Linked DNA regions of Homo sapiens: regions 1 and 2 are each linked to region 3. Evidence: chromatin loops called from intact Hi-C (ENCODE). Cell type or tissue: Calu3. All regions are shown on one strand. Links, peaks and the distances in the headings refer to the core of each region. The heading gives the core; the rest is flanking DNA. Region 1 has its middle 540 kb from the start of MIR5702. Region 2 has its middle 80 kb from the start of MIR5702. Region 3 has its middle 180 kb from the start of MIR5702.

The links. A loop is a pair of places that touch in the nucleus more often than their neighbours do. Peaks named below come from ENCODE experiments on the same cell type or tissue, not always from the same donor. Only the 100,000 strongest peaks of a DNase experiment are listed, where the experiment ranks them.
Region 1: a loop joins it to region 3, with 3 times the contacts of the local background. A loop is called at or near these places in 3 of 110 quality-filtered maps.
Region 2: it touches region 3 in a loop (6-fold over the local background); 4 of 110 quality-filtered maps call a loop at or near these places.

Annotation. Positions count from the first base shown.
Region 1 is chr2:226,112,219-226,118,036 of GRCh38, reverse strand. No RefSeq gene overlaps it. Among named protein-coding and RNA genes, the nearest start is that of MIR5702, 540 kb to the left of the region's middle. RefSeq lists enhancers at 1,399-2,225, 2,610-2,904. In Calu3, for the core only: no CTCF peak of the experiment used is centred there; a DNase peak (open chromatin) is centred at 2,736.
Region 2 is chr2:226,575,387-226,581,204 of GRCh38, reverse strand. No RefSeq gene overlaps it. Among named protein-coding and RNA genes, the nearest start is that of MIR5702, 80 kb to the left of the region's middle. In Calu3, for the core only: no CTCF peak of the experiment used is centred there; a DNase peak (open chromatin) is centred at 2,154.
Region 3 is chr2:226,475,339-226,481,156 of GRCh38, reverse strand. No RefSeq gene overlaps it. Among named protein-coding and RNA genes, the nearest start is that of MIR5702, 180 kb to the left of the region's middle. RefSeq lists a silencer at 2,750-3,044 and an enhancer at 2,682-3,232. In Calu3, for the core only: no CTCF peak of the experiment used is centred there; a DNase peak (open chromatin) is centred at 2,656.

The DNA of each region.
Region 1 (5,818 bases), core at 1,226-3,725, 360 kb after region 3:
TATTAATCTTTTTCAAAATCCTGCTGTGTTTCATACTTGTTATTGCCCTCAGCTCAATGTACTCTACATAGTCCAAATATAAGACATTCTAGTATAGTGGAATCTGATAGTATACAAAGCTCAATTCAGGAAGAACAGATAAGATGTGCTTGTGCCAGTCTATTCCATCCCTCCTGCAGCATTGCTACTTAACTTCTCCAGGCCCAGCGAATTCCTAGCTTGATCATAGAATTCCATTGGTAGCTTTGCATGGTTTTCAACAGTTGTCTAGGCTGCTTATTTTCCCTCACTTTCCAAATTCATCTGATCTGAGCATATATGGCTTATGCATTATAGTTTACATACTATGGTTTATGACTAAGGATGTAACGATTTTTGACTTTGTTTTATTGCACTTGAGCTATATCAAATTAAACTGGCCTTCTTGTTAATTTATCATTGGTAAAATATTTCATATGCATTTTTTTGTTAATCCTGTACTTCAAACCTACGAATAGCTTGCTTAATTGTATTTTATGAACTGAACTGCAATGACCTCATACTTTGGCTTTACCTTTGTAATAAATTGACATTAGTAAAAAAATGTTAGTAAGTAATGTGGAATATTGCTAATATCATTGGGCTTGACATTTGCTTGGAAGGAAAACTAGGAGACACATCTTTTGAAAGACAAATCCATATACAATACATTCTGTAATATTTTTCTCATACCTCCATAAATTTCCCCTTGTGGATTTTAGTCTTCTCTGTCTGATATCAGCCAACACGCTGTCTTGATGTAAGACTGTGTAGCATGGAAGAAAATGAACTTCGGCATCAAAAGGACGTGGTTTTGATTGTAGGTTCTGTCCAAACTTTTGATAAGTTATTTAACTTCTTCAAACTTCAGCTGCCTTACCTGTGAGGTGGAGATTTGATATTTACATTTTAAGGCTGTTTTAATGTCAAATGAAATAATATTTGTCTAACAACAAGGAAGGTACACAGAATCAGTAGTAGCACTAGCCCTACTATTCTATTGAAGAATCTATAGAATCATGACAAATGATCTTGATGGATCTTTTCACCATTTATGGGCCTTAAAACTTTAATGCATTCATTCATTCAATAATAATTTATTGAACAACTAACTTGGAAACATAACTACAGAAGATGAGAAGATGAGAATCAGTAACTAAGACTGATATGTTCTACTTTCTATCAGTATGACTAGTAAGAAAGGAAAATTTTAATTTTTTATTCATTTTATAAATAGTTGCATAATACTTATTATATACACTGAGCACTGTTCCAAGTACTTCACAAATATTACCTAATTTAAATCTTATAATAACGCTATAGGTAATACATTATACTTATTTACATTCAAGGAATTGACACATAGAAGTTTAGTAACATATCCAAAGCTATATATTGCTAGTAGGTGATGGGAGCAGAAATGCAGGAATGAGCCCTGCTAAACTGGCTTCTGAGTTCATCCTCTTAGCCACTTAACCATGGTGCTTCTCCGGAAGTAATTGAATAGGATTAATTCTAATTGTAATAAGTGATATAAAGGAGATACACAGAATGCTGTAAAATGAGAATAACAATATCTGCCAACAAATGACTTTTTGAGAGCTCATTGTGTTCCATGCTCTGTGGAGTCCACGATGCCTTTAATTTCCTTTACTGAGCTCCTCTCACCACTAAAATACATTATGATTTGGAAATTTAACAAATGTTTTTCTAACAGCGATCTGCTAGTTCTTCTGCAAAAAATAAAAAAAGAAAGTGGCCCAAGCAATTACTTTAAAATATTATTATGCAAATGTTACATTAATTTAGAAAAAAACATGGCTGAATTGCATTGCCATTCTTCCAAAGCAAAATCTCATTTGATAAAAACAGTTTCTTTGCAAGTGAATGGTACAACACCTTTAAATACAGTTAACAACAACAAAAAAGTATTCAGGCCTGCTGTGACCATTGCTGACAATGAATGCAGTAGCAAGTCCTTACATCAGCCTGATGAAGTAAATACCAAGAGAGAAATGTTGTTCTAGATTAAATCACAAAAAGAGTAGCCAAGACTGTCCTTTTTATTACCTGTTTGTTTAAGGCTTATCTGGCTGTTGATATGCAACAAATGGCCTCTCGCAGGAACAAAATATATATCTTTGCCAGAAAGTTCTTGATAAAAAAAAAAAAAAAGTGCCTGATTCACTGCTATATGTCCTACTCTTTAAACAGGACCAGACAGATAGTAAGTTCTCAATAACTACCATTAGAATATTGAATTTTGAGTAGATGTCTTTTTGGTTACATCAATACTAGTCAACCAAGGAAGTCTAAATGGGACTGACATAATGTGGGTGAAAGTTACCCATTACATCTAGATTCTAGTCCAGCCTTTACCACCAATTTAGCTTGTGATCTGAGGTGAACGACTTTATCTCCCTATTTCTGTCCTTTCTCAGCTATGAAAGACCTAATACACTTCTAAAAGTGAACAGGCACACATCCCTTTGATAACCTGTTCTCAGTTTTAGCTTGCCAGAAGTTTATAACTTTATTTTTTACTACAATTAATATCTTTTTCTTGTGGTAGTGGGAGGAGAAACATAATGATGTACATGCAAAACCAAATATGCCAAAAGAATGCATGTATTTTCCCTCTGGAAGGAGTGCATGAAAGTTAGGCATGGTGAGTAACCCCGACTGATTAACTCTACCACTGATTAGAACACTGACTCACCATATGACTAACCACACATCAGATATTTATCTTGGGCCAACCCTGGTTGACTCATAATCTATGGTTTAAGATGAAGATCGGAGCTACTTTTGATCTTCTTCTTGCAAGCATTACAAAGAAGATAATACCCTGTGTACTAGCAGAGCCAACTTTACTGCCACAGAGGATGTACCCAACTCCCATTATTCTAATTCACTGGAGAACAGGTTACAGCAATAGCAACAGAGTCTGAAATAATCACTTTCAAATTTGTACTTGGGGCTGGAGAAGCTGATAGAAGTTATACCCCATTGTGTAGCTTTGAAAAAATAAGTATCTGAAAGCATGTGTAGACTTTTAAAAATAATCACATCCCTGTAACATTAGACACAGAAAACCAATATCAAAAATAAACCATGTATTTATCCACTTTATAAACATTTTTCCCTTCTGATTTCTATATGGTTATAGATTGTAATCTTTAAAGGCAGAGATTGAGCACAGTTTGATATGAAGGATATTGATCAGGGACCAACACCTGGGGAAGGGAGGGGTCAGCAGTAAGAGTAGGCAAAGAGAGAAGTCAAACATTGAGGCAAGCCCAACAAAGCCTTGGCCGAGTGTGCAGGGAGTTTTGGAGTGCGTATGGCTTAACAGGCTTGTTCCCCAGGAGTCAGAATGACTGCACTTTAGTACCCGCCAGAGGTCAGTCACTGGATGTGGGCTACTATGGAAAGGACGTGACCTTAGCCAGATCGCTCACTGAGGAGGCACCTAAAGGAGCTGACAGCTAGACCAGGCATGTGGTCAGCAGCAGCAGTAGAGGCAACAGTCCATTTCTGAAGAGGATCTGGGTAACAAAACTCCTTGTCTATCACTCATATCACATAGTGAGTAATTTTTAAAGAGAAAAATGCAGAATATGGCCAAATTTCTATGAGACAAACATAACTGCTTGATAATAAAATTGCTGTTCTATGATTTAATATGATTGTCCAACTGGGATGCTAGCGTAAAGCTTACTTTCTGCAACATACAAATATCTTGAGGCCATGGACTATATCACTGAACTGTATTTTTTTTTCAAAACTATATTAAGAAATCATTCAACACATCTAGTAATTGGCTGGCTCTTGTGATTCAGTTTTTTCAGAATAAAGATATGGTCATATGCCTTGAATGGTCAGAATTTACTATAGAGGGAAAGCTTAATGTGTCTACGTAATGTAACTATATATACATGTGTAAATATATAAATATATAAATATTTATATATAAATATATAAATATATAAATATATAAATATTTAAATATATAGATATATATGCATGTATGTGAATATATATACAAATTGTGAGCTCTCACTCACAAATTATGAGCTGTAAGTCACAAAGGATGCATGATGGTTAATTTTATGTGTCAATTTGACTGAACCATGGGCTGCTCAGATATTTGGTCAAACATTATTCTGTATGTGTGAGGATTTTTGGATGAAATCAACATTTGAATCAGTCAGTACACTGAGTAAAACGGATTGCTCTCCCCAGTGTGGGTGGCCCTCCTCCAATCAGTTGAAGGCTTGAATACAACAAAAAGCCTGCCCCCTCCCACAAATAAGAAGAAACTTTTCCTGCCTGACTGCATGAGCTGGGACATCAGTCTTTACTCATCTTTAGACTCAAACCAAAATGTTGGCTGTCCTAGTCTCCAGCCTCTGCCAACTTTTGGATTTTAGACTGGAATTATACAATCATCTCTCCCGCGTCTCCAATAGATTTTGGGAGTCTCAGCCTCCATAATCTTATAAGCTCATTCCTTATAATAAATATTTTTGAGAGGATATGTCAATAAATATCACAATCAAAATACATAAATTCACCACCTGCACTTCTCTATTTAATTCTTTTTTTATTATTATTATACTTTAAGTTTTAGGGTACATGTGCACAACGTGCAGGTTAGTTACATATGTATACATGTGCCATGTTGGTGTGCTGCACCCATTAACTCATCATTTAACATTAGGTATATCTGCTAATGCTATCCCTCCCCTCTCCCCCTACCCCACAACAGGCCCTGGAGTGTGATGTTCCCCTTCTTGTGTCCACGTGTTCTCATTGTTCAGTTCCCACCTATGAGTGAGAACATGCGGTGTTTGGTTTTTTGTCCTTGCAATAGTTTGCTGAGAATGATGGTTTCCAGTTTCATCCATGTCCCTACAAAGGACATGAACTCATAATTTTTTTATGGCTGCATAGTATTCCATGGTGTATATGTGCCACATTTTCTTAATCCAGTCTATCATTGTTGGACATTTGGCTTGTTTCCAAGTCTTTGCTATTGTGAATATTGCCGCAATAAACATACGTGTGCATGTGTCTTTATAGCAGCATGATTTATAATCCTTTCGGTATATACCCAGTAATGGGATGGCTGGGTCAAATGGTATTTCTAGTTCTAGATCCCTGAGGATTCGCCACACTGACTTCCACAATGGTTGAACTAGTTTACAGTCCCACCAACAGTGTGAAAGTGTTCCTATTTCTCCACATCCTCTCCAGCACCTGTTGTTTCCTGACTTTTTAATGATTGCCATTCTAACTGGTGTGAGATGGTATCTCATTGTGGTTTTGATTTGCATTTCTCTGATGGCCAGTGATGATGAGCATTTTTTCATGTGTCTTTTGGCTGCATAAATGTCTTCTCTTGAGAAGTGTCTGTTCATATCCTTTGCCCACTTTTTGATGGGGTTGTTTGTTTTTTTCTTGTAAATTTCTTTGGGTTCATTGTAGATTCTGGATATTAGCCCTTTGTCAGGTGAGTATATTGCAAAAATTTTCTCCCATTCTGTAGGTTGCCTGTTCACTCTGATGGTAGTTTCTTTTGCTGTGCAGAAGCTCTTTACTTTAATTAGATCCCATTTGTCAATTTTGGCTTTTGTTGCCATTGCTTTTGGTGTTTTGGACATGAAGTCCTTGCCCATGCCTATGTCCTGAATGGTATTGCCTAGGTTTTCTTCTAGGGTTTTTATGGTTTCAGATCTAACATTTAAGTCTTTAATCCATCTTGAATTAATTTTTGTATAAGGTGTAAGGAAGGGAT
Region 2 (5,818 bases), core at 1,151-3,650, 100 kb before region 3:
TCTGGTGAATGCTCTCCATGGGGAAGACTAGAGCAGCAGGGGGCCCTCCAAGCCCCTCCTTCCCAGGCAGAGTCTCTTTGTAAATTGTTGTTTTGTGTTAATGATTTTCCAGTTTTGGTTTCATATTTTTAAAATGGAGGATATAAACATAACAGCAAAGAAGCTTCTGAAAAAAAGAATAGAAACAAATACGCTAATCAATTGCACCACCCTGACAATAGCTGCTTTCTTTGTGCTTATTCTTTGCAAGTCTTTATTCTAGTGTGTAGTTCTGATTTCTGCATTTTAAAGTTAATATTATTTCAGGATCACTTAAAATCTATTTCTAAACAAACATCATAATTATCAATTTTAATGACCAGTTAATATTCCATTGTGTTGGTGGCACCAGGTTTAACAATTCTCTTTGTAAAAATCAGTTTTTAATTCTCTAGGATAAATGCCTAAGAGTGCAATTGTTGGGCTGTATGATAAATCTATTTTTAGTTCTAAAGGAAACTGGCAAACTATTTTCCAGAGTGGCTGTAGTGTTTTACATTCCCAGTAGCAATGCATGAGTGATCCAGTTATGTCAGAGGTATCTGAACCAGCGTGACTCCATCTTGAATAGGGGCTGGGTAAAATAAGGATAAGCCCTACTGGGCTGCATTCCCAGGAGGTTAGGCATTCTAAGTCATAGGATGAGATAGGAGGTTGGCACAAGATACAGGTCACAAAGACCTTGCTGAGAAAAAAGCATGCATGAAGAAGCTGGCCAGAACCCACCAAAACCAAGATGGTGATGGAAGTGACCTCTGGTGGTCCTTACTGCTCATTATACGCGCACCGTAATGCATTAGCATGCTGAAAGACACTCCCACCAGCGCCATGACCATTTACAGATGCTATGGCAATGTCAGGAAGTTACCCTCTATGGTCTAAAAAGGGGAGGAACCCTCAGGTTCAGGAATTGCCCACCCCTTTCCCTGAAAACTCCTGAATAATCCACCCCTTTTTTAGCATATAATTAAGAAATAACTATTAGTATTATTAGTTGATCAGCCCACGCCGCTGCTCTGCCTATGGAGTAGACGTTCTTTATTCCTTTACTTTCTTAATAAACTTGCTTTGACTTTACTTTATGGATTTGCCTCAAATTCTTTCTTGTATGAAATCCAAGAACCCTCTCTTGGGGTCTGGATTGGGACCCCTTTCTGGTAACTGTTTCTCCACATTCTCATCAGCATTTGATATTTGTTCAAATTGCTATTGTTTATTTTATTTATTCTAATGGGCTTGTCTGCAATAGTCTCAGATGAAGCTTGTTGTTTCATCAAAATTATTAATAGTGCTTCTTCCACTCTTAAAGTTGCCAGTTTCCTCAATACAGTATATGGTCATCACGCTAGAGCACATTATATACATGGCCACCTACTTTGCCTATACCACTACATTTATATATCTTTGTGGTTTTAACGTGCATTTCCCTGATGACTAATGATGTTGAACATATTTTCATGAGCTTATTTGTCATCTGTGTATCCTCTTCAGTGAACTGTTTTTTTTGCCCACTTTTAAAATTGGATTGTTGTTTTTTTCATGTTGAGTTTTGAGAGTTGTTACAACATAATTTGTCTGTTAGATATGTAATTTGCAAATATTTCTTCCATTCCATAATGTGTCTCAAACATGCTCTTTTGCAAGGCAAAAATTTACCCTTTTTTCTCTTTTATTGGTCATGTTTTTGTTGTCAAATCTAAGAACTCCTTTTCTAGTTCTAAATCTGGAATATTTTCTTTTATTTTTTTCTAAAAGCTTTATAATTTCTATTATACATCTTAGCCTATGATCTATTTGGACTTAATTTTTGTACATGGTATAAGGTTTAGGTAAAGATTCATGCATCTTTCAAAAAATTTAGTGGAATCTCATTTAGAATAGGAGTAGGAATAATAAAGTAGAGGTATATGAGGGTTTTTTTAAGTATGGGTTTTATTTCTAATTTAAGGGATGACTATGATATTGGGTATCTCAAGTGCTGGGAAATTCAAACTCAGTATGAGGAAAGAGGACAACCTCAGCTCAATAGTAAGTGAGATATTTACAGGGCAGGTGGAAGTCCTCTCATAACCCACAGAGGGTGCAGACAACATGTCCTGGAGTGGTCTTGCACAATCCCAGATCACAATCATTCCACTGAAATTATTCATAGTGCCACTTCCCCCTTCCCCTGTCAAAGGGGCTTGATTTCTTCAACACAGAATATGGTCATCCAACTGGATCACATTATGTAAGTGGCCACCTGCTTTACCTATGCCTATCTGCTTTTTCCACGTCCCTATCTTAAAGGAAATGCCACAGACCCCCAAATTTTATGTAATTGTCTAAGAGATTAATTTGGTGCTTTAATTTCAGAAAAGTATAGAAATTTCTTGCTGGAAGGGATCTCAGGGATGCTTCAGACAAGCTAACATGTATCTAGCCCTTACTATGTGTCAGACACTGTTCTAAGAATTTTATGTGCAATGGTCAATTCTCACCGAAACCCTGAAAGGAAGTTTTATCATTTTCATTTCACAGACAATGCTATTGGGGGAATACAGAGGCTAAGCAACATGCCAAGGTTTTGTGGCTGGGGATTAGAAAGTCGTGATTCAACCTGGGCAAAGTGGCTCCAAGGACTATGCTTAACCACTGCCCCAGTCACTTCCTCTCCGTGGTGTCCTGCAAGTGTACCAAGAGAACCCAGCAAGGTTAATAAATTTAAAGTGGTGAGGGAGGACCCAACCCAAGTTCCTATATTGTAACAGCTATATCTGGCAAGTTAAATGGACTGTGGAATAATAAAACCCAAATATTTCTGTGTGTGGAAAACCTGGGGTCTGATAAAGGCTTGGGTTATATAGTCCAGGTACACATAAAAAGACCTTGGACAAGTCACTTAATGGACTTCAATTGCCTCATTACAGAGGGATAATGAAAATACCTAACTCATATGAGGTGTGAGTATCTAGGTCGGTGATGAATTTGGTGTTGTCTGAGTTACATATCAGAAAAATCATTCAAACAGTATTAAAATAGTGAACAGTACTTTAAAGCATTAATGTAGTGTGGTGTCCTGGGCTATGGCTGGCTGGTTGACTGTGTTTACAACTTGGTTTGAAAAGTCACGGTTCATTCTTTTTTTTTTTTTTTTTTTGAGACGGAGTCTCGCTCTGTGGCCCAGGCGGGAGTGCAGTGGCGCAATCTCGGCTCACTGCAAGCTCCGCCTCCCGGGTTCATGCCATTCTCCTGCCTCAGCCTCCCGAATAGCTGGGACTACAGGCGCCCGCCATCACGCCCGGCTAATTTTTTTGTATTTTTAGTAGAGACGGGGTTTCACCGTGTTAGCCAGGATGGTCTCGATCTCCTGACCTCGTGATCCGCCCGCCTCGGCCTCCCAAAGTGCTGGGATTACAAGCGTGAGCCACCGCGCCTGGCCGGTTCATTCTTTTGTATGTTTTTGCTGCTCAGAAATGAAGGCAAGAGCCTCCCTCTCATATTTCTCCTTCCATAGGTAAAGATATAATTGGCCCAGCCACAAAAGTCAAGAGAACCTGAAATGCCAGTTGATATCCAGGTTTCAACTTTATTCTGAAACAACTTTGCTCATAGTTTTTATCATATCCCTGAATGCAATAGACACTTGTGGCTCATTGGTAAGTTTCCCGTTTATAGCACATAACTAGAGGCTGCATAAGGAGACACCTGGTTATGACACTATAGAAGAAACTTCCGCAGAGTTTATGGGAGGCTGAATGAATGGGCTGGGTTATACGCCATTAAGTATGGAGTGATTTTTATCAGAACAATATATATTTCCTTCTATATAGACAGTGGCTGAGTGTTTCAAGTTATATAACTAGCTGTTCTGGAAGGGTTTGAAGAAAAACAACAGGGGATTCAGTTAAAGGTAAAAGAGATTTAACCATCCTTTCTAATCCAGCTCAAAATTAGGAGCAGAGAAAGGTGGAAAATGGAAAGAAACATATAAAGGTCATAGCTATTTTGATTATATTGATATTGTGGAAGGTGAAAATTTAGGGTATGGGGAAGCATTATGGATAAGCAGGGGCCACGTGATCTGGAGCCAAAGTACCCAGGGTGGTAGAGTAAGGGAAGTTAATGGGTGTGATGCCATTGAGGCCTCAGTGAAATCATCTGGTGTTCCGAGCGGGCGTCTGCTCCATTAGGGGCCTGTAGTGACTGCTATAAAGCTCAGTTATACTGCTCAGTTGTTCTCAATGTTGGCTGCACACTGTCATCACTGGGAGCTTCAAAATTACTGTTGCCTGAGCTTTTCTCCTTGCAGAGCATTTCAGCTGCTCTGAAGAATCTCCCTAACATCTCTCGGAAGTAACCCCTTGGTTGGGTCCCTCACGGTGGATTTTTGTGAGTGCCATATAGCTTCTGTTTTAAGACACAGCAGCCCAAATATACCTTTCAAATTGGAAGATGAGTTGTACCTTTTTTCCAGCAGCTGTGGGAGGCAACTGACTCTTACTTCCTTGCAGTGGCTTACTAATTTTCAATTAGTTGTAAACATGCTTTCCACATTTGGTAAAGCTCAAATCATCAGTTTCACGTGATGGGGTCACAAACAGAAATTTATTTTATTATCTAGATTGACATTTTATACTCAATAACTGATTCTATGGAAAATTGTCTTAATTTTACCAATAACGAATTTGAGAGTTTGAGTCAGTTTATACATTTGTACATATATATTTTTCTCTTCATTTAGAACTTACTATTTCTTATCAAACATGAAGTTACTTTCAGTCCTTTAGTCATGGAAGATTCTCAGTATTAGAGTTCTAAAGTGTCTTTCTAGTGAAGAGTGCTTTAGAAGAGAGCTGTTTCATTCGTGTTATGGGGTGCCTAGCACTTTGCAATACTTAATACAAATGAAACTATAATAGCTTTTTTGTACTCATCATGCAATAAAGGCACGGCTTATCACTGAACACACTATGCAGTTAATGCTTCATAATTCTAGTTTCAGTATTTAACAGCTACCAGCCAGAATGTAACCTGACCTGACCTTTTTTGTTGATGTAAAGTGATACAAACTGATGAGTCCACACAGAAGGCCCTTTTGGTAGATGGCTCTTGGCTATTGGCTATTACCCTGGGACAAATAAAATAGGCTTTTCCGGAAGCCAGAGAGAACTGGGGGAGCACAGGAACTTGGGGTGAGATGGTATATATGGAGATTATGGGATCCTTTCGCTGGAAGCCCCTTGGCTCTGGATGTGCCCCCATCTGCTCAGGTCTAGATGACCTTGGGATATCCCAGCCTCTGGACATTCCTCACTCCTTTTCTAGGGAAACAGGGACACAGATGTGTGGCCTGAGGTCACAGAGTCAGTCAGCATCTACCTGGAGATTCTAATTCCTTCCCCTGGGCTCCAGCCTCAAGGGGTCTGGTTAACCATTATAACTGTGCTTTACTGATTATTATTTCAAAAACATTAAAAAAAACAGCTTTGGAAATCACTTTCCCATCACCAACACTATTGATTTTCCACTATCGATAGTTTTTTTTTTAAAAGGACATTTGTATGTAAATCGAGCAGGCAGGCAGATCATCATTTACATTTATATTAGCAGGGTGCTTATTGCCATTAATTATTTATTGTTTTTAGTTCTCCTGAAAGGTGGGTTCTCTGGTCTCCATTTTGCAACTGATGCAGGTTTCCAAGGACAGTGTGTTGCCAAATCCAAGTCAGTTTGGGCTTCTGTAACTCACCTGAGCATGGGAGCAGGACCTTCTCACACAGGCCAGGTAATCAGCTGC
Region 3 (5,818 bases), core at 1,112-3,611:
CATCACAACTTAGAACACACTGACACAAACGCAACTGATAGTTTTATAATACAGCATTTTCTACCTTTAATATGTGTGAGGTACACTGATATTTTCTATTCTGTTCTAGTTTTAAAATTTGGTCTGACCCACCAAATTGATTTCATAACCCAGCTGGTTGTGGCCCACAGTTTGAAAAGCATTATTTCTCCTTTTGGCTTTAGGAAGATCTATTTATTTCATCTGGTTTCAGAGCAATCTGTTCTGTTTTAAAGGTTATCAAAGATTCATATTATTGTAGCCATCTTCAAAACACTTGTTCTACTAGAAATAATCAATGTGTAAATTAAATGTTATTTTAATAGTCTCTAATTGCTAAATTTCTTCCAGTGCTCCTCTTATATATTTTGTTGGAGAGATAAGCAAGTAAAAAGTTATCTAATCCTGGTTTTACTTAGTGCATAAGAGATTTTACCATATTCCATAATGGAATATAAGGAGTGAAGTGCCAAAAAGTTCAGGTGCCCTGAGAGCTGGCCAGTAGCCACCACATATAATGTATTTGAATTCACACAACAAGGAATCAGTTTCCAAGAAACATGCAAAAGGATGTTCTTGAAATAACTACCTGGAGAATTCAAAGTCTTAGCAACTGATTATAATTCTTGACTCCAAACCTACAGAAGAAAAAATACTGAGGAAAACCATTTCTATGATCCAGAAAGTTAACACCACAAATCAACTTACAAAAACACTTAATGACATACCATGGCCATTCTGCTGTGCTTAGGTTATAATGGGGCAATGACTTATTGGGAAACTTTCATTGGAAAATAGATAGTCGAGGACAGGTCCTCCTCTCTGAAGTCAGAGAGAACTAGTCACCCTCTTCCTGACCTCCATGATCTTACTGCCCACTGATAGGCTATCCTGAGTAGAAGGGAGATAAGATGGCCCTTCTGGACAACTCAAAGGGATCCCTTTTGAAAGTGAAAATGTTTTGAAGTTTTTTCATGCCTGAGCTAAATACAGGCACTGCATCTTCTTATATGTAAACATGGGGCTTTTGATAGGTAGACACCATCTTCTAAATCCAGCAACACCACTGAAGTCTGATGGCCGGTAGAAGAATAATGTAAATTTTTCCAAAATGCTTTGAATCTCTGGTTCAGTCAATATAATTTTATTCTTTAGAGCTACACGGTCCCATAAAGTAGGATTAGCCACATAGGGCTATGCCAACTAAAAGTAATTAAAATTAAACAAAATGAAAAATTCAGTTCTTTAGTCAGAGTGATTCCACATCAAGTGCCTAGTATCCATTACTGTGGAAGGTTCTATTGGTTCTGTACAGTGCTGTCTATAGCCATTTCATTTTATTAACATCTGATGTCTTTGGTTGCTTGCTTGATTGCTAAAAAAGGAAAAGTGGAAGGACGGTGGAGCCTTGCTTGTCCATGTTAGGAAAACGTTTATTTCAGCCTCTACAGGGCTTCTTATCTAAAAGTCTTCTATGCTCACTCTTATTGGGTCCTTTACATGGGTCCATTCCAGCTCCTGCCTTGATCCTGTCTAATCAATCCTTCTCACTGCTTCCAGCGTTAGCATTCTTTTTTTTTTTTTTTTTTTTTTTTTTTTTTTTTTTTTTTTTTTTTTTTTGAGACGGAGTCTGGCTCTGTTGCCCAGGCTGGAGTGCAGAGGCACGATCTCGGCTCACTGCAAGCTCCGCCTCGCGGGTTCACGCCATCCTCCTGCCTCAGCCTCCCGGGTAGCTGGGACTACAGGCACCCGCCACCACGCCTGGCTAATTTTTTGTAATTTTAGTAGAGACGGGGTTTCACCGTGTTAGCCAGGACCAGGGTTAGCATTCTTAACCACAGGGCAATGGAAGTTATTTTTTTCCTAGGAAAACTTCAACTCTTCCCCATTACTCACAGAGTAACTTTTACTTACCTTGATTTGGATTTGATCTGGCCCGAACCAACCCTTTCAGCTCTTTTTCTGTTTCTCTGACTATCCTATGCCCTGGCCACACTCAAATTCAAACACCCTTGGCTGCCTACCCACATAACTTTAGTCTTTTGCTCATGCTGTTCCTTGGAGCTCTAGGAAACGTGTCCATGCATCTTGGTTCAGTTTATGTGCCAGAACCTTTGTGAAAACTTCACAATCTCGCTGAACCAAAGTGTGTCACTACCTTGTCTAAGTGCTCACAGCACTTGCAGTTCTATTACATTTTTTTTCCACTTAAATTTTTACGTGTTTAACTCTCCTACTGGGTGATAAGCTTTTTGATGCACAAGATCTTGCACCTCTGTGTCCTGCATAGCTTTCTACACATAGCTGTTTAACAAGAAATACACAAAGAGAGTTGAATTTAATTTGGGGTGAGGATAGAAAAAATGGTTAACTGGAGTCAGGGAGGGTGTGCTTAGAGAACCATTGCTGGGGGTTGTGTAGGATTATAAAGGATGCAGACTGGAGGAGGACTGAGGTTAAGATGAGAAATCTACCCTTGGCAGTGCTGAAAAACATAACAGAATTGTGCGGCAGCACTGCAGGCTGCCAATGTTTCATAGGTCACAAAACACCACGAGGCATTCCTCCTGATGGAGGTCAACCTCCAGCAGAGTGAGTCACTCTCTCCCTGTGCCCATGAGGCCCTTAATCCATGGCTCTGCAATATTCCAAGGCCTCAGGCTGAGCACTTCCTGGTGTCAGGGCCACCCTCTTGCTCTATCCTGCCTCCTTACCATGCACACTGCCCCATCCATCCTAGGGCCCAGTTTCATGCATCCCATAAGGAAGTTTGCAGTAAATTCTGACTGAATAAATTCAACTGTGAGCTAAGACCTGAGTGAAGGTAACCACAGGCAGAATCTAAAGCATGTAGATTGCCGAGTACAAACAGGAATGCGGAATATGTTGCCGGAGTAATTTTATTTATTTTCAAACAGCGCAGGGTCTTTGGGTCATCTCCACCATTTAACCCAGCGATATCTTGGCATCCCTGGAATGCTGAATGCTGTTTGATCAGTCATCACGTCTCCTTTCCACAAAAGGGCCTGTTTTTACTGAAGATAAAACTCTCTTTCCTCGTCTTCAAAAGGAAGCTCAGTACATTACAAAAAAAAAAAAAAAATTCCCCCTTTGACTTTTTCTCACTCTAAGTTTCCCAGGGGTCGATGTGAAGTGAAGGAGAATGTGGAGAATTGGAGCTGGAAGTGTTAGGAACCTAGAGCTCTTTTCCACGAATGGGAGGGAAGTTCATCAAAGCACATGTGTGGTCAAAGAAGCTTAAAAATAAACCTGATTTCTAACACAGAAAAGAAAAACTCATTAAGCTTTCAATAAGCTGCTTTTTTCAAGGAATAAAAAAATAAAAAAAGAGAAAGAAATGTCTGCCAACAGAGGAAAAGGCAATACACTCTTCCAAAAGGATCTTTTGAGTAAAAGGAACATGTAAATTCCAAGAAAAGTTAGTTAGAAAGAACAGTTTATTCTCACTGGTTCCTTCTCATCACATCAGTATTTATTTCCCCAAATGCCCTTTATTTATTCATTTTAAAGTATTATAGGTGTCTACATGTTGGTCAGGGCATAAGGAACTTTTCTTACCGCAAAGACCCTTTGGGACACCAAGCAGAGACCTCAGCTATCCTTTTAAATTCTCAGGACTCTGAAACCTAATGTCTGCGTAGACTAACAGGAGGACTGCTGGAAGAAGGCAGGAGCCCAAGTAGTTAGCACATAGGCCGCTTACCAAGAAAATCACCAGGGTGTTCCAGCGTGAGCTGGTTTGACATCAATCCATACGATGGGGTTAGCGTGTGCCAGCTTCAGACTGTGTAACTTCTATTTACCGAAACTGTAACACATACTCATTGTGAGCTACAATTATCCACAGTTTAGTATGTTTATGAAACTATTTTGTGGTTATTTATTAAAAATAAAATTTATGTGTGCTTATTGAAGCTATATTTTGGCAGGCAAAAGAGGTTGGCAGAAATGTCTGAGTCAACAGCGGGCACTAGCCACTCTTTATGTCGTCATATAAAAACTTGTCAAATAATATTTAGTTTTTAATCTTCAGTTGCAAACATAAGGTTAGTCATGAAAAATATTCTGTGAGTTGGTCTCCTTGAAACAGGAGACTGGGTGTTTGGATTTAACTAAAGGTGATAATTAAGTTTCTGGCTTGTTTAAGGGTGATCTGTTATCCCTTTTCTCCCACCAACTTCTACTACCTGTTTTTTTATCCATGTTCCTCTTCCTTATGTCTTTAAGAGCTGTTTCATAATGATTTTTCATAATATGAGCTGTTTATCTACCAATACAAAAATGCAAAGACAAATGTATTACTCATGATCAAGGATAAATTATCCTGCCTGTATGGTCATGGTAGTATTCTCTTGGAGATCTTTTGGGAGCAAATGGATTATTTATTTTTTCTGAAATTTTTAGTTAATTATTTTATTTATTTATTGAGACAGGGTCTTGCTCTGTTTCCCAGGCTGGAGTGCAGTGGTGCAATCACAGCTCACTGCAGCCTCAAATTCCTAGGCTTAAGCCGTCCTCCCACCTTAGCCTTCCAAGTAGCTGGGAGCACAGGTGCATGCCACCACACCTGGTTAATTTATTTTTCGTAGAGATGGTGTCTCCCTATGTTGCCCAGGTTGGTCTCAAACTCCTGGGCTCTAGTGATCCTTCCACTTCAGCTGCCTGAGTAGCGGGGAACACAGCCACGTGCCACCGCACCTGGCTAATTTTTCATTTATTGTAGAGATGGGGTCTCCCTATGTTGCCCAGGCTGGTCTTGAACTCCTAGGCTCTAGCAATTCTCCCACTTCAGCCTCCCAAAATGCTGGGATTACAGGTGTGAACCACCACACCCAGCTAGTTATTTAAATCACTATACTTACTTTCCAAGGGCCTTTTAAGAAGGAGGTTCTTCTTCTTTTTTTTTTTTTTGTTTTTTTTGTTTGTTTGTTTGTTTTTGGAAGGAGGTTCTTCTTAAAGTGGCCACAGTTAGCTTCAGGAATGTATAGTCCATCATAATTAACTATGTGTACTTACACACAAACTGGAATCATAGGAGTTTGTTCATAGGGATCCTGAATGGATAGAAAAATGGCATTAAGTAAGGGGCCTTGGGATTAGAAAGGATATTCTATGAATAGGTGGAAAAAGGAATTCTTTGTCTTTGACTCTACTTGCATAAAGATTCAACAGGAGAAGAGGAAAGATTTAGTATGGAATTGTTCAAGAATAAATCTTTCGTAAAGGGGAGATTCTGAGATGTGATAAATTGGAGTTGAAAAGACAGCCCAATGTACTTCTTGCTACTTCCTTAAATACCTTGAGTATGAGTCACTGCTGAGGTTGTGCTTTAGTTTTCCTTGAAAGAATTTCTGATCTCAACCATAGAAGACATTTGTAAATTTTATATGTCAATTGTCTCTCGTGTCTCTGGAGTTTTGCTTTGGTTCTAGTAGAAGAGCTGTTTTGAGCATGCCCTTGTTGACAGCGATTTGGTCCTGCAACAGAGTATTTGCTGCCAAGTAACCTAATCCACACACATTTTATTTATTTATTGAGTATCTTTTGTGAGCAAAGCTCTGTGCCAGGTGCTATAGAGAATGTACACCTAAGAGCCATTCCTCTAAGAAGGATGTAAAGTGAAAAAATGTGTTATCTATGAGTGGTCTCTATACCATAGTCTACAGAAGTTTGGATGCCATCATAGGGTTGAAACCTTATTTTGGATCCACCAAACACAATAATTCTGAGAACTGCAGGAATTTGGTATATTTGAAAACAAACATGCAGCAGAATAGGG